Regions from separate parts of the Homo sapiens genome. Here region 1 is linked to region 2. Evidence: chromatin loops called from intact Hi-C (ENCODE). Cell type or tissue: psoas muscle. All regions are shown on one strand. Each heading gives the region's core, and the rest is flanking DNA. Links, peaks and the distances in the headings are about the cores only. Region 1 overlaps SLC9A1 (solute carrier family 9 member A1). Region 2 overlaps WDTC1 (WD and tetratricopeptide repeats 1).

What was found. Hi-C counts contacts between places; a loop is a spot of excess contacts. Peaks named below come from ENCODE experiments on the same cell type or tissue, not always from the same donor. Only the 100,000 strongest peaks of a DNase experiment are listed, where the experiment ranks them.
Region 1: a loop joins it to region 2, with 3 times the contacts of the local background. A loop is called at or near these places in 108 of 110 quality-filtered maps.

Annotation. Positions count from the first base shown.
Region 1 is chr1:27,099,910-27,106,969 of GRCh38, forward strand. It overlaps SLC9A1 (solute carrier family 9 member A1), which reads right to left. Exons shown (of 12, transcript NM_003047.5): 5 at 5,976-6,178; 6 at 3,314-3,403; 7 at 2,764-2,834; 8 at 2,476-2,649; 9 at 2,107-2,221; 10 at 1,816-1,917; 11 at 1,294-1,366; 12 at 1-735. The coding sequence ends at 398. Among named protein-coding and RNA genes, the nearest start is that of SLC9A1, 52 kb to the right of the region's middle. RefSeq lists enhancers at 1,914-2,772, 2,773-3,631, 5,168-6,367. In psoas muscle, for the core only: a CTCF peak has its summit at 2,964 (motif pointing right); DNase peaks (open chromatin) are centred at 2,423 and 2,972.
Region 2 is chr1:27,297,220-27,304,279 of GRCh38, forward strand. It overlaps WDTC1 (WD and tetratricopeptide repeats 1), which reads left to right. Exons shown (of 16, transcript NM_001276252.2): 12 at 719-892; 13 at 4,007-4,242; 14 at 6,402-6,576. Among named protein-coding and RNA genes, the nearest start is that of TMEM222, 21 kb to the right of the region's middle. RefSeq lists enhancers at 2,103-2,616, 3,439-3,498, 3,644-4,156, 4,157-4,670. In psoas muscle, for the core only: a CTCF peak has its summit at 3,757 (motif pointing right); DNase peaks (open chromatin) are centred at 2,782 and 3,732; H3K27ac peaks cover 722 bases.

The DNA of each region.
Region 1 (7,060 bases), core at 1,595-4,094, 200 kb before region 2:
CCCTCCCTTCCTGGGTGGGACCACAGCTGAGCCAGAGACTCTTTGGTTAGAAACTAAGATTGGTCTGAATGAGGAGGAGGATGAGGCAGAGGGAGGAGCCTCCGAGGCCCTAGTCCAGGTCCGGGAGAAGCCTGGATCTAGGGAGGGGCAGGGCCGGCCTCACCAGCCCCAGCAGTTCTGCCAAATGGATTGGGGAGGCAGCTCTGGTGGGGAGGATGCTTCCCGGGAGGCGGCAGGGGAGGAGCTGTGCTGGGGTGGGGGCTGTGGGCCCAGCTGCCATGCGGTAGGGGGAGGGGCAGGGCCAATCCGGGTCAGGAAGGGCAAGGGGAGCCCCCAGCAGCCCCTGCTCTGGTGGAAGAGTCTGTGAGGGGACAGGCGCTGCCTGCTGGCCCTGGTGTTACTGCCCCTTGGGGAAGAACGGTTCTCCCTCCCCAGGCTCAGGGTGTGGGCCTGGGTCACTGAGGCAGCGCTGTATCCTCTGGGAGCTGGGGCTGTCACTGGGCGCGGGGGTGAAGACATCGTCGGTTCCTGGGGACGAAGTCTCCTTGCTCCGCATCATGATGCCCCCATCGTCGTCCTCGTCCTCCTCAGCCACCTTTGCAGGATCCCGGCTCAACCCTAAGACTTTGCCCTTCAGCTCTTCATTCACCAGGTCCACAGACTCGGGTGACTGCGGGGAAGCCGGGTCGATGGTGATGACAGGCAGGTCCTCCTTCGGCTCATAGGCCAGTGGGTCTGGGGACCAAGAGCAAGGCACAAGCTGGGTTCCGCTCTGGAGCCCGGCCCAGCACGTGCCACTCGGCCGCGTCAGTGCCTCCTTCAGGCCTTCTCATGAGCACAGCCGTCCCGGTCCCAACAGGCCTCAGAAGCAGGCCTCTGCGACCTTCCACCCCACAGCTTCTCTTCCTCAGACTGTGGCCCTCTCCTTTGACAGGGGCTCCCAGAGGTGTCCCTCCACAGGCCAAGGCCTGGGGCTCCTCCCTGAGTCAGTCTGCCCTGGGGCCCTGCCCTCACGTTCCCCACACGTGTTGGGGGTCTCGATGGGGCAGATACCCTGCCTTCCTGCCAGGCACCGTGGCTCTCCCAGCTCCCCACACAGTCCTCGCCCGGAACGTCTCTCTCCCTAGGGATGGCCCCTGACGTAGAAGCAGCTCATGGCTTGGGAGGGGATCCTGAGGTCAGCGAGGGCCAGGCCTGTCCTCCCAGTGGCTGAGGACTGTTCCTGTGGAGCCCCATCCTCAGGAGGTGGCAGCTCAGAGTGCCCAGTCCTGAGGCCCCTCGCCAGGCCCTTACCTGAGCCGATGCGGGCCCGAGACATGGTGGGTGAGTCCAGCTTGTGGGCTGGCACCGTCAGGTAGTTGTTGATCTGACAGAGAGGACAGACGGGGTGAGCACAGGCAGCTGGGCAGAGGGAGCCCCTCAGGACAGAACCCGGCCAGTGCACACCCCACCTTTCGTATATGCAGGGCGCTTGCTCCCCCTCCCTTGTGCCTGTGTGGGCACCCGTACTGGCCCCTCAGGAGCTCCTAAGGGCTCATCCCAGGCTCCTGTCACAGCCTCCCTGAATACACCTACACTGCTCAGCCTTAAATCCACCCATTCCTCTGTCCCCTGCCACTGCCCTAACCCAGGCCATGCCCCACAACCCCACGCCAATCCCTTGCTTAGAACTCATGGCTCTCCATGCCCTTACACTGCTAAAAGCCCCTCGAAAGCCAAACCCTGTTCCTAGAATGGGTACATTTCCTTAGAGGCTGTGGCGGAGCTTGGGCGAGTGGGGTGGGATACAGATTCCCAGAGGAAGGCAGAGGCTACCTTCTGCTCCAGCTGCCGGGCCTTCTGCCTCCGGAGCAGCATCTGGTTCCAGGCTTCCTCGTAGGGGTCTGCCACCAGCGTGTGTCTGTTGTAGGACCGCAGCTGTGGGAGGGACAGCGTCAGGGCAGTGCGGGCCCCGGAAGGCTCTGCTCATGGAGGGGTGGGGGCAGTGCTGGAGGCCGGGCCAGTCCTGGGGTGGGTGCCGAGGGGCACGGGCAGGGCAGGGCTGCCGTAGAGAGGGGCTGAAGGGCTCCTGTACCCTGGGGGTCGGGCTGGGGAGCAGGCCCTCACCCGCTGCCTGGTCTTCTGCAAGTTGTTCCTCAGGATTTTGCGGATCTCCTCCTCCTTGTCCTTGGACAGTGCTGGCAGGATGCGCTCGGAAGGCAGGGACTTGGGGTGGATGTTCCTGGGGCAATAGGGCATCGGTTAGGTCCCCAAGATTCTTGGGATCCTGGTGCCTCCCAGGTTTGGCCAGAAGGAAGTCACCCTAGGGATGACCCAGGTGGGCGCCAAAGCCTCAGGTCCTTGGTGCGAGCCCACAGCTCTCTTGTCCGCCCCAACAGGACAACAGAAGACCCCGCCCCCCAGGTGGCCACCTCCAACCGGGCTTGAGGGGCCGGTGTGTGGGAGCAGAAGCTGCCTGGTTGCCCCAGCACTCACTGCATGGAGACGGTGGAGACGGCAGAGGGGATCTTGCCCATGCCCCCGCTCTCCACCAGCTCGATGGCCTGCTTCATCTCCATCTTGTGGTAGAAGGCAATGAGCTGGGGCTCCTTGGAGCGCTCGCCAGCTATCAGACACTTCTTCACATATTTCTTATTAAACCGGTTGAGCCTGGTGGGAGGAGGAGGGAGACGGATGGCGCCAGCTTCCAGGAGTGGGGAGATGCCCAGGCCCAGGAGACCCTTGCCTGCCCCTCCCTGCCTGCCCACCAGGCCTGCCACCTACTTGTCCTTCCAGTGGTGGTGACCGTAGTGGCCACAGATGTCTTCGATGCCTGTCAGAAGGTGGTCCAGGAACTGAAAGGGGCCCAGGGCCAAGTCAAGCCTCGCTGTGGGGCGCCTTCCCTACCAAGACCTCTGACTAGCCCCACTCCCTCCCGTAGCTGCAGCCCTGCTGGGTCCAGCCCTGTGGTTCCATGAGCAGCCAGGAGGTGGCGCCCACACTCCACTCATCGAACCCAGCGGCCCTGACTCTGGGTATCTCGAAGCCTTGCCTGTGTCCGGCTGAGCCCCCTTCTCTAATCCCACCTGGGACCTATGCCTGGGATAGGTTTCAAATGGAGGCAGAGATGGCATGATGCCCCCTCCTCAGGCTCCCAGCTGCTCACACCACACCTTCCTATGGCTAGACCCTGGCGGCCTCCTGGGGCAGAGGGAGCCCCTGGGCACTGGCACAGGGAGAAGGGGCTGATGGGGGGCAGAGACTTGAGGCCCAGCTGCTCCCTATCTCCCTGTTCCTCCTTCTGCAACCAAGGGCCCAGCCCGCACTCCAGTACCTGTGTGTGGATCTCTTCGTTGATGGAGCGCTTCGTCTCTTGCTTTTTCTTCACAGCCAACAGGTCTACCAGGGGCCGAATGGTCATGCCCTGGGGGGCAGGCAGGTGTCAGGCACTCCAGTTCTGCTACCCAGGCAGGGAGGCCACAGAGCCTCCCTCCCTCACCCCAGGCCCCCAAGGCTAGGATGCCCTCTCTGCTCTGCTCTCTCCCAGGACCCAAGGGTGTGAGAACTCTCCCACCTCCCAGCACTTATCTAAAGACAGGTCCTTAAGGCCTGCTTCTTCCTGGAGACACGGTCAGAGGTTTCACTGCCAAATGACCCCCACACTGGTCATCTGGCCTGGGCCAGGCAGCAGACAGCCTGGGTTCAGATGTGGACTGCACCACAGACTTGCTCTGCAACCCCATGGAAGTCAGGCCCCACACACAGGGAAAACTACCTCTGCACTGCCTCCCCACCAGGACTGTGAGGAGGACCGAGTAATAACAGCAGCAGCAGATGGAACTGCACACCTGCCATGTGACCAACACACGTGCTTGGAAGTGTTCTAGCATCAATCAGCTCTCCAATATCCGCAACACTAAGAGGGAGGTCCTTCCATTGTCTCTATTTAACAGATGCAGAAACTGAGGCTCAGAGAGGATAAGCAGCTTTCTAAGATCCCAGAGAAGCAGTAAAGCCATGATTTAAACCCAGGCAGGCTGGCTCTGGAGGGAGGCCCCCTCCCCAATGTTGCCTTCAATGAAAATGGGCTTGGAAAATCATTAGCACATACAACTGCAAAATCAAGGTAAAAAAAATTTTTTGAAGATGGAAGCAGGGCAAGAGGACAAAAGTGGCAGCCTCCTCCTCTTTTTTTTTTTTTTTTTTTTTTTGAGATGGAGTCTTGCTCTGTCACCCAGGCTGGAGTGCAGTGGTGCGATTTCAGCTCACTGCAACCTCCACCTCCCGGGTTCAAGTGATTCTCCTGCCTCAGCCTCCCAAGTAGCTGGGATTACAGGCGGCTGCCACCACGCCCAGCTAATTTTTGTATTTTTAGTAGAAACAGGGTTTCACCATGTTGGCCAGGCTGGTCTGGAACTCCTGACCTCAGGCGATCCGCCTGCCTCGGCCTCCCAAAGTGCTGGGATTACAGGCATGAGCCACCGCGCCCAGCCTCTCTCCTTTTTCTTAACTCGAGAGAGAGTCTCACTCTGTCACACAGGCTGGAGGAGTCACACAGGCTCAATCACAGCTCACAGCTGCCTCAATCTCCTGGGCTCAAGCTATCCTCCCACCTCAGCTTCTCAAGTACCTGGGACTTACAGGTGTGTACCACCATACCCACTAATTTTTTTTTTATTTTTTGTAGAGACAAGGTTGCCATGTTGCCTAGGCTGCTCTTGAACTACTGGGCTCAAGGGATCCTCCTGCCTCGGCCTCCCAAAGTCCTGGGATCATAGGCGTGAGCCACTGCACCAGGGTCCCCTCTCCCTTTAAAGGACAGAAAATAAGCCCAGCCCCAGGTTTCCCCTATTTTTTTTTCTCAAGAGAATGCAAAGATGTATCCCATCTAGGGCTTTTTGAGTATCAGTGCCCAGAAAAGACAGAAAGGATGGTAAAGAAATGGAGGCTCAGACAGAGTGTTTCTTATTTGCCCAAGGTCAGGCAAAGTCAGGTAAGGCAGAGCAATTTGCACCATCACAGGCTGGGCTTCCTTGGGGACCTTAGGCAGGAGAGTGGCTGTCAGCTAAGCCTGAGCCGTTTAAATGTACAGAAATCACTGAGCAGCAGGCTGGAAGGATTCTTGGGAATCATCTCGCCTGGTTCCCTCACTTTACAGATGGGAACTGAGACCCAGAGAAGAGTGGGGGTCTTTCTTAGGGTCAGAGGGACACCAACACAGAGCTAGGGCTGACTCCAGGCCTCCTGCTGCCTGGCTCATAGCCCTTTCCAGTTCCCCATGCTGTGATATTATTCCCATTTTACAGATGCAGAAACTGAGACCCTAAGATATGAAATCTCTTGCCTAAAGCCCTACAATGAGTTAGTAGCAAAGAGAGATCTTGGGCCTGTTGACTGTACCCACTTCTCTCTCTTTTTCTTTTTTTTTGAGATGGAATTTCACTCTTGTTACCCAGGCTGGAGTGCAATGGCGCAATCTCAGCTCACTGCAACCTCCACCTCCTGGGTTCAAGTGATTCTCCTGCCTCAGCCTCCCAAGTAGCTGGAATTACAGGTATGCATCACCATGCCCACTAATTTTGTATTTTTAGTAGAGACGGGGTTTCACCATGTTAGTCAGGCTGGTCTCAAACTCCTGACCTCAGGTGATCCACCCCCTCAGCCTCCCAAAGTGCTGGGATTACAGGCGTTGAGTCACCGTGCCCGGCCAGTACCCACTTCTCTTAATGCTCTATGAGTTCCAAATTAAGTTGGGCAGCATTCTGGTTCCTTTACATTCTGATCAGTCACTCTGCAATGACTCATCACAATTCTCACTTTACGATTGAAGAAACTGAGGCCCAGAAAGGGGGAGTGGCTCGCCCAAGGTCACACAGCAAGTTAGTGGTGGAGCTGGGACTAGAATCGCATTTCAAATCACACGCTTTCCTCTCTTTCCACGGGAACAGCCTGTGAGGGTCCCCAAGGCAAGGGCCTGCCCTGCCCTGGCCCAGCACCTGCACAAAGACGGTGAAGAAGATGACAGTGATGATGGCAGTGAGGAACAGGTCACACATGGGGAAGTGCTTCTTGTCCAGGAGGTAGCCCAGAGAGAAGGCGATGGCCCCTCGCAGGCCCCCATAGGCGATGATGAACTGGTCCTTGGGGGTCAGCTTCACGATACGGAACTTGTTGATGAACCAGGTCAGGCCCAGCACCCCTGCAGGGGAAGGCAGGGGGTGATGAGGGTCAGGTCGGGCTGTCCCCAGTCCCTCCTGGATTCTGCATCAGTGATTTCTCTGTGCATCCAGGAAGTCTCCATTACGAAGCCCACCCCGCTCACTCAATTCCTGGGTCCCTCAGCCCAGAGTGCTCTGAACTCCTCAATCCAAGAGCTGGGTGGATCCTTAAAGGACTTCCCCAACCTGGATGTGCTTTAGAGACATCATGGAGGCCTCCAGTGGCTGGAGGGCTGGGGGCAGGAAGAGGGAGAAAAGATCAAACAAGATGGGTCACAGGTCAATACTTGTTAAATGTGATGGGTGTGTGGGGGGTCATGATCCTATTCTCTCTACTTTTCTAAGTACTTGAAATTTTCCATAATAAAGCATAAAAAATGCAGAGGGCTGGGCCCAACCTCCACCCACAGAACCAGAATCCCTGGAGGATGAGGCTCAGGAATAAAGGGGATTTCAAAAGTGCACCAAATAAATGTGAGGTCCTGCCAGGCTTGGGGACATGGACCTAACCCTCAGAGAGGAAGTGAGAGATCCAGGGAGGAGGCGACTGAGGCACTGGGGTGAGGCATGTGGGGCACATGTGAGTGGAACCCATGCACCTGGGGCCTGGTCCCCACGTGTGCCCCGGCCTGCTGCATAGGTTTGGAGGACTGCACGTGGCTCTGCATGCGATTCGGCACATGCTCACGTCACCTGTCTTGAGACAGTGCAGAGAGCACTCAGCTCAGAGTCACAGACCTGGGTTCTGTGGGCCTCAGGCCCCTCATCAGGACAGCCACAGCCACAGGCTCAGAGTCTCAGGGCCCCCTCACTTTGACACAGCCTGACTCTGTCCCCAGAGACCACAGCCTTGCTGTGACACA
Region 2 (7,060 bases), core at 2,456-4,955:
GACATAACCTGTAAATCTTCCTCCTGACCCACACCCACTCATGCATCCCAGAGAGTGAGGACCAAGGCAAAGAGCCTTCTTGGAGGGTGCCTAGTGTTTCCAGTGCCCCTCTGCCTGGCAGAACACTAGTCATGGTCAGACTGTAGCTCTAGCCTGTTGGTACCAGTAACTGGGGTCAGGACTCAGGAGCTAGCTGCCTCTTAGCACTGAGCTGTCTCCAAAAAGGGGCTGCATACAAATGGGCCTCCGCATTATATTATTCCCCATCCTATAGCATATCCTTGCCTCTTTTCTCTGCCAGCCTCTGTGCTGGGCTTTGGATACAGAGGCGCTCAAATTCCCTAGCCTTGAGAGAAATAGAGTTCTCTAGACAGCGATCCACAGGAGGGACTCGGGTGGTCATAAGGTTCAGCTCAGCATGGAGGCAGGTGGTATCAGCTACTACCATGCCCAGGAGTTGAAGTACAGCTTCATTTCTGCCCTTCTTTTCACTGGCTGAGAGTATTTGGAATGGTATTTGGAATGAAATTCCAAATGGTATTCCCTATCACAGTAATAGGTAATATCCCAGACCAGGGTAGTGGTCCCCTCTTCCAGATAGCAGTCAGATCCCAGGGGCCAAGAAAATCTGGGTGGCCCTCAGGCCATGTTACAGACTCCCTGAGGGGCTGCTCTGACCTTCTTTGACTGTTCTGACTTGGCTCTATTTCCCCTGCAGCCCCCAAGTAGAGCTACCACCATACCTGGAGCGTGTGAAACAGCAAGCCAATGAGGCTTTTGCCTGCCAGCAGTGGACCCAAGCCATTCAGCTTTACAGCAAGGCTGTGCAGAGGGCCCCTCACAATGCCATGCTTTATGGAAACCGAGCAGCAGCCTACATGAAGCGCAAGTGGTGAGTGGCCACTGCAGAGGGGATCTGGGTCAGGATGAGGGAGAAAGCAGCTGGACCAAAAGGCAGGGGCCTGATGGAGCCAAGTTGCCAAGGCATCCAGGGAAAGTGGCAAGAACATATTGCTGCCTCTTAGGGCTTCTTGGCCTCTCCTCCCCACCTCCAGGCTAATGGTGGGCAGGCACCTGACCCATTAATCAGGAAGTCTCAAGCACTAAGGAAGCTCACAGTTACGTGGAACATGTTCAAAACTAGTTTCTACATGGCATATTATTATAAAGTGCTGTGGCCCCTGGGGAAGTATGAGTTGAGGACTGTTAGTCCCAACTGTTGGAGAATTGGACTTTGAAGAGCAGTGGAATCTTGCTAAGTGGAAATGAGGGGTTTGGTGAATTCAGTTGGTATGTGTCTAAAATATTCTGCAGTCCCTTGCCCCTCTAAGGCTTGCTTTCTGTGTTCTTAGACCCTTTGGACTGAGTACAAACCATATCCCAGAGATCCAAAGCTGGCTATGGGTCACGCTAGGGTATGGTGGCTGGTAATAAAGAAGTAGACCATATCTGAAAGAACTCCTCATCTTTGGAGACCATCAGGGCCCCCAGCCCTACTGCCTGCAGCACCAGCAGGCAAGCAGACATGCAGACCCCGCCCCCCCATCCCCCAGCCAGGGCCAGGACTAGAGATGGATAGAGCTGGGCCCACAGCCATTTCTGCTCCGTCTGGCATCCGTCGGCTCTGCCCAGACAGACAGGCCAGCTGGTGTGCCATCGTCTGGCTGCAACTCGGCAGGCCAGAGAGGGAAACTTAAGAAACCCACCCAAGTCAGCAGGATGGTAATGCTAGGTGGGGGTGGGGAAGATGCTGTCCCCCGGCCTTAGCTAAGGCATCAGGAGTTGGCCAAGGGCTCAGGTGGTAGCCAAACCCAGGAGATGACTGTTTTGGATGAATCGTGAGTTGATTCACCTCTCTGTCCAACAAACAGTTGGGTAGAACTCAGTGGTCCTCATCCAGGCTGTAGGCTAAGAGCTCAGCTTCACTCCTGCATTCTTGCTAAGAGAGGTTGGTGATTTCCTAATCCATATGTGCCCTCAGCATGTTCTCTGAGCTCCTACTATGTGCTAGGTACTAGGAACACAAAGTTCTATCACTCTGAGTTCCTGTGCTCCAGAGGAGCCTCTCCAGACAGTGGGTAAAGTGGTGGACATAGTTCAGCATTAAAGAGATAGGAAGCAGTGAGTCTTGTGAATGGTCAGGTAAAGGGCTGTGGGCATCAAGAAAAGTTGGGTCGCTTTAGCTGGGGAGCAGGGAAGCATCAGAAAGACATGGCGTCTGAATGGGCTTTAAGTGTAGGCAGGCTTAGACAGGAGATGAAGGAGAGGAGGGGCCTGTGGGGGAAGGACATTCCAGGGAGATGAAATGGTGTGAACAAAGGCATGGGGGTGGGGGACTGACTGAAGAGCTTGTTTGCAGAACAGCAAATCCATTTGGCTGGAGCAGAGGGTTCGGAAAGGGACTGGCAGGAGATGAGTCTGTGAGGTAGCCTGGGGCCGGCCTAGGGAGAGCTTGGAATGCAGAGCGGTGACGTTGGCCTCGATTCAGTGCATGATGGGCAGCTACTGGAGAGTTCTGAGCAGGAGAGGGATGTGCCGAGGGCTGTCCTTTCAGGGAGATTGATCTGGCAGTGAGTCTAGGAAGGGTGAGCCCTGGGGCCAGCCTGCTCTCTACCCCCATCCCCACATGCCTGCCAGTGACCCCTAGAATGTCACATTCTGTCCTGGGCCAGTCTCCCCAGGGCTGCCATCTGCTCCTGGATGCAGTGGGAGCTGTCACCCTCTGGCTCCTGGCTGGTCTCTGGTCTGGCTCTCCCCAGGAGCTCAGAGGGGCACCTTGCAGGCAGTAATTGGGTTTCCAAACAGTGCCTGCTCCTTCGTCAGAGCCACTCATCCTGACGCAGGCCACGCCATTGAAGCAGCTCTGTTTCCTGCCTGCCCCCACATGGGCTGAGCTGCTGGTTCCTGGTCTGAGCGTGGCTGTTCCGAGGACTGGGTGCTCCCTCTGAGTGCTGCAGAAGGAGGCTCAGGAAGAACCTTCCCATGTCAGGCCTGCCTTAGCCATGCCGGATTGTTGTGAGCTGTGCCCTTGGAGAAGGGGCCATTAACTCTAAGGGGTGCCTCTTACTGCTGCTTGGCACAGTTGGGTCCTAGGCCTACTCCAGCCCAGCTGAAAAAAAAAAATGGCTTCTGAAGAAGCAGTTCCTGTGGCCTGTCTGGCTCTCCAGACAAGAGGCAAGGACAGGTCTGTGGGTGCTGGGGGAGTATGCTTCCTATATTCTGGCACAGGGTGGGAAAAGGAGGGGCTTCTCTGACCTCCTTTCACTTCCTCTTTCCCCGCTTCCCCATCAAAAGCACTCCCACTTCCCTTCATCCATGCTTCAGGAGGTTGGAGAAGTGAGTGGGGACGATTTGGAGCTCCTGGTGTGCACAACCCCCCTTACCATCAGCTTCCAGAGAGCTGACTCTGCCAGACTGTCAGGCCCCATCCTCCAGCCCCAGGAGGTAGAGGCCACAGCTGCTGTGGATCAGTCAGCCAGGACAGGGGGGGGTCTGGCTGAGGGCTTGCTGCCTGCTGGTCAGACCCTGCGTCCCCAGCCTGACACTTCTGGCTTCCCCAGACCACAGAACTGTCCTTGAGGGCCCCCTGCCTTGGATGTGGCTTTGAAGGCCAGCCGGGGGTGATTTGAGAAGGTGGATGGGGGAAGAGAGAAGGAGGGCTTGGGGAGCCTGTGGTGGGCAAGATGCCAGGCCTTCTGCTGCAGAGCTGCGGGTGCCTGGGGTGAGCCAGTGTGCAGTTGCACTCTGTGCCCAGCAGAGGGCAGCCTGACACCAGCTTTTGCCACCCTCAAGACCTCAGGGTTTCCTGGCTTGCTCCTTAACCATACTCTGTCTCCTGATGGGGGAGGCCTGGGCTGAGCCAGGATTCTCTTCGTCCTCAAGTCCCCTTGCCATGAGATCTGTCAGTGGTGGGCTGGGGTGGCCACAGGAAGCAGAGGAGACTGAATGGGGACCCCTTGCTTGCCACGTGGCTCCACCTCCAAGCCGCTCTTCCCTGCCTTCCCAGGGATGGTGACCACTATGATGCCCTGAGGGACTGCCTCAAGGCCATCTCCCTAAACCCATGCCACCTGAAGGCACACTTTCGCCTGGCCCGCTGCCTCTTTGAGCTCAAGTATGTGGCTGAAGCCCTGGAGTGCCTGGACGACTTCAAAGGGAAATTTCCGGAGCAGGCCCACAGCAGCGCTTGTGATGCATTGGGCCGCGACATCACAGCTGCCCTCTTCTCTAAAAATGATGGTGGTGAGTGGGCACTGAGGAGGGGGTGCTGTTACTCTTTCTCTTTGAGATGCTGCATGACATTCTGGAGAGGTCATGGTTCTGGGATTGGAGAGGCCTGGGTTCAGATGTTGATTCAGAAACCATGCAACTTTGGGGCAGTTACTTGGTGTCTCTCTCAGAGTGTTTCCTGGTCTGAAAAGGAGGCATGCCAGCACCTCCCACTGAGCGTTTCTATTGAGGATCAGCATGTTTAAATGGCATGTTTAAAGCACCTGGGGGAGTGCCTGGTGCCCAGGATAGGAGGAAGCTGAGCTCAGTCAGGCTCCCGCTAGGCATTCACACCTGCTTAGACAGGGCCCTGGTGGTTCCACTTGGGCATCTGAGAGGCAGAAGCTGGTCATTGTGTTTGTTCCGAGTGTACAAGTGCAGCAGAGACAATAGCGCAGAGCAGTAGAAATGCCTCAGGCTTGGAATGTGGGGCCTCGGTTCCAAATGCAGCTCCACCACCTGACTGTGTGGCCTTGAAGAAAGCACAGCCTCTCTACCTACCTGCACAAAGAGCACGAAGCCCTGCCCAGCTCCCCTCAGTGTGCTGGAGAATGAACTGGGCCATCGGAGTGTGGTCTGTAAACGTGAACGGTGAGCTCATAGGAGGCAGACATGGATCTTCACCTCTCTCCTTTGCAGTTTACCAACCACGTGATAAATTAATTTGTTTAATGAATAGTTATCAGACACCTGCCATGTGCCAGGCACTGTGCTGGGTCCTGGGAATAGAGCTGTGACTAAGTCACGTGGAATTTCTGTGTTTATGGCATTTACAGTCTAGTGAAGGAACCAAGTGATAAAGGAGAAACAAAAAAGTATGACAAGTGCCATGGGGACCTGAATGGTGTGCATGCTGGGAGGGGGTGGGCTTGATGGCATTCTGGGGTTCTTCAGGAAGAAACATTTAAACTAAGATCTAAAGGATCCAAAGGAAGCATTAACTAGATACAAAATATAGCTGTGTGGCCTAGCGCGGTGGCTCACGCTTATAATCCCAGCACTTTGGGAGGCTGATGTGGGAAAATAGCTTGAGCCCAGGAGTTCAATATCAGCTAGGACAACATAGCAAGATCCCATCTCAACAAAAGAAAAATTAAAAAAAATTAGCCAGGGGTGGTGGCACACACCTGTAGTCCCAGCTCCTCGGGCAGCTGAGGCAGGAGGATCACTTGAGCCCAGGAGGTCAAGGCTACAGTGAGCCATGATCACACCACTGCACTCCAGCCTGGGTGACAGAGCAAAATCCTGTCTCAAACAACAACAACAACAAAATGTAGCTGTGGGAGATGCAGAGCTCCTGGCATATGAACCAGCATGCTCCAAGGCCCTGAAGCAGGTATGAGTGAGTCACTTTTAAGGAACTGAGAAAACTTGTGTGACTTTACCTGTCACTTAACTGATCAGTGACTCTCATTTGGGACCCTAATAACTTGTCTTCCAGAGGGTAAGGGCATGGTCCTTACTGCCCTAAGTGCCATGAATCTGTTTATAAAAGTCACCCAGGCTGGGCTCGGTGGCTCATGCCTGTAATCCCAGCACTTTGGGAGGCCAAGGCAGGTGGATCACCTGAGGTCAGGAGTTTGAGACCAGCCTGGCCAATGTGGCGAAACCCCGTCTCTACTAAAAATACAAAAATTAGCTGGGCGTGGTGGCACGTGCCTGGTAGTCCCAGTTACTCAGGAGGCTGAGGCAGGAGAATCGCTTGAACCTTGGAGGTGGAGGTTGCAGTGAGCCGAGATCACGCCACTGCACTCCAGCCTGCGTGACCATCTCAAAAAAAAAAAAAAAAGTCATCCATTCTCTCTTTGCTAGTGCCTCACTCTACCCTCCCCTGCCTCTTACCTCCACAGAAACAGACTTTGAGTCTCTGCATCTTTGGGGCTTTCAGGCCCTCATTTAGGGACCTGAACCAGGGCCCTCCTGGCATCAAAGGTCTCCTCTTGAACATCCTCAGGGGCTAGATCCAAAGATGCATCTTCCTCACAACCTTTCCCCAGTTTTCCAGGATAAGGGTGGAGGCAGGTAGCTCTATGTTGTCAGACTTTGGACTGAAAACAGAGCCATAGGTGGGGGAAAATAGGGAAGGAGAGAAAGGAACAAGGCGCTTACCTTTTCTGGATCTCTGCCCCCAGAGGAGAAGAAGGGACCTGGTGGCGGCGCCCCAGTCCGCCTCCGCAGCACGAGCCGCAAGGACTCCATCTCAGAGGATGAAATGGTGCTGCGGGAGCGAAGCTACGACTATCAGTTCCGCTACTGCGGCCACTGCAACACCACCACGGATATCAAAGAGGCCAATTTCTTTGGCAGGTCCGAGGCCCTGAAGAGGAGGGTGCAGCCCAGTTGGCAGCGGGAGGTTGAGTGGGGAGTGTTGGGGCATAATGGTTTCAGAGAAGAATCTCAAATCCCTGCTCTGCCTCTGTACCCTTGGGCAAATGGCTTCACCTTTGTCAGCCTCTAAAGTTTTTTAATCTATGAAATGACCAACCTGCCATGCCCATTTATGAGGCCATAACAAGGACTAATAAGATAACCCAAGTAGAGCCTCCAGCGCAGTGCCTGAACTACTCCTTCATCCCCCACCTCCTTCTCCCTCTGTCTGCATGTGCCAGAGCTTGGTTTCTTTATCTGCATTCAAGGAACCTCCCTCTGCTTGAGAGTATGAGGCAGCAGCCCTCCAAGGCTGGGAATCTTGGCACATCTGTTTTGTGCTCAAAACTGTGCCCTGTGTACTAAGGGACAAACTCTGTGTTTCAGACACCATCATCCCCACCCCTCATTTGTAGATGTACTT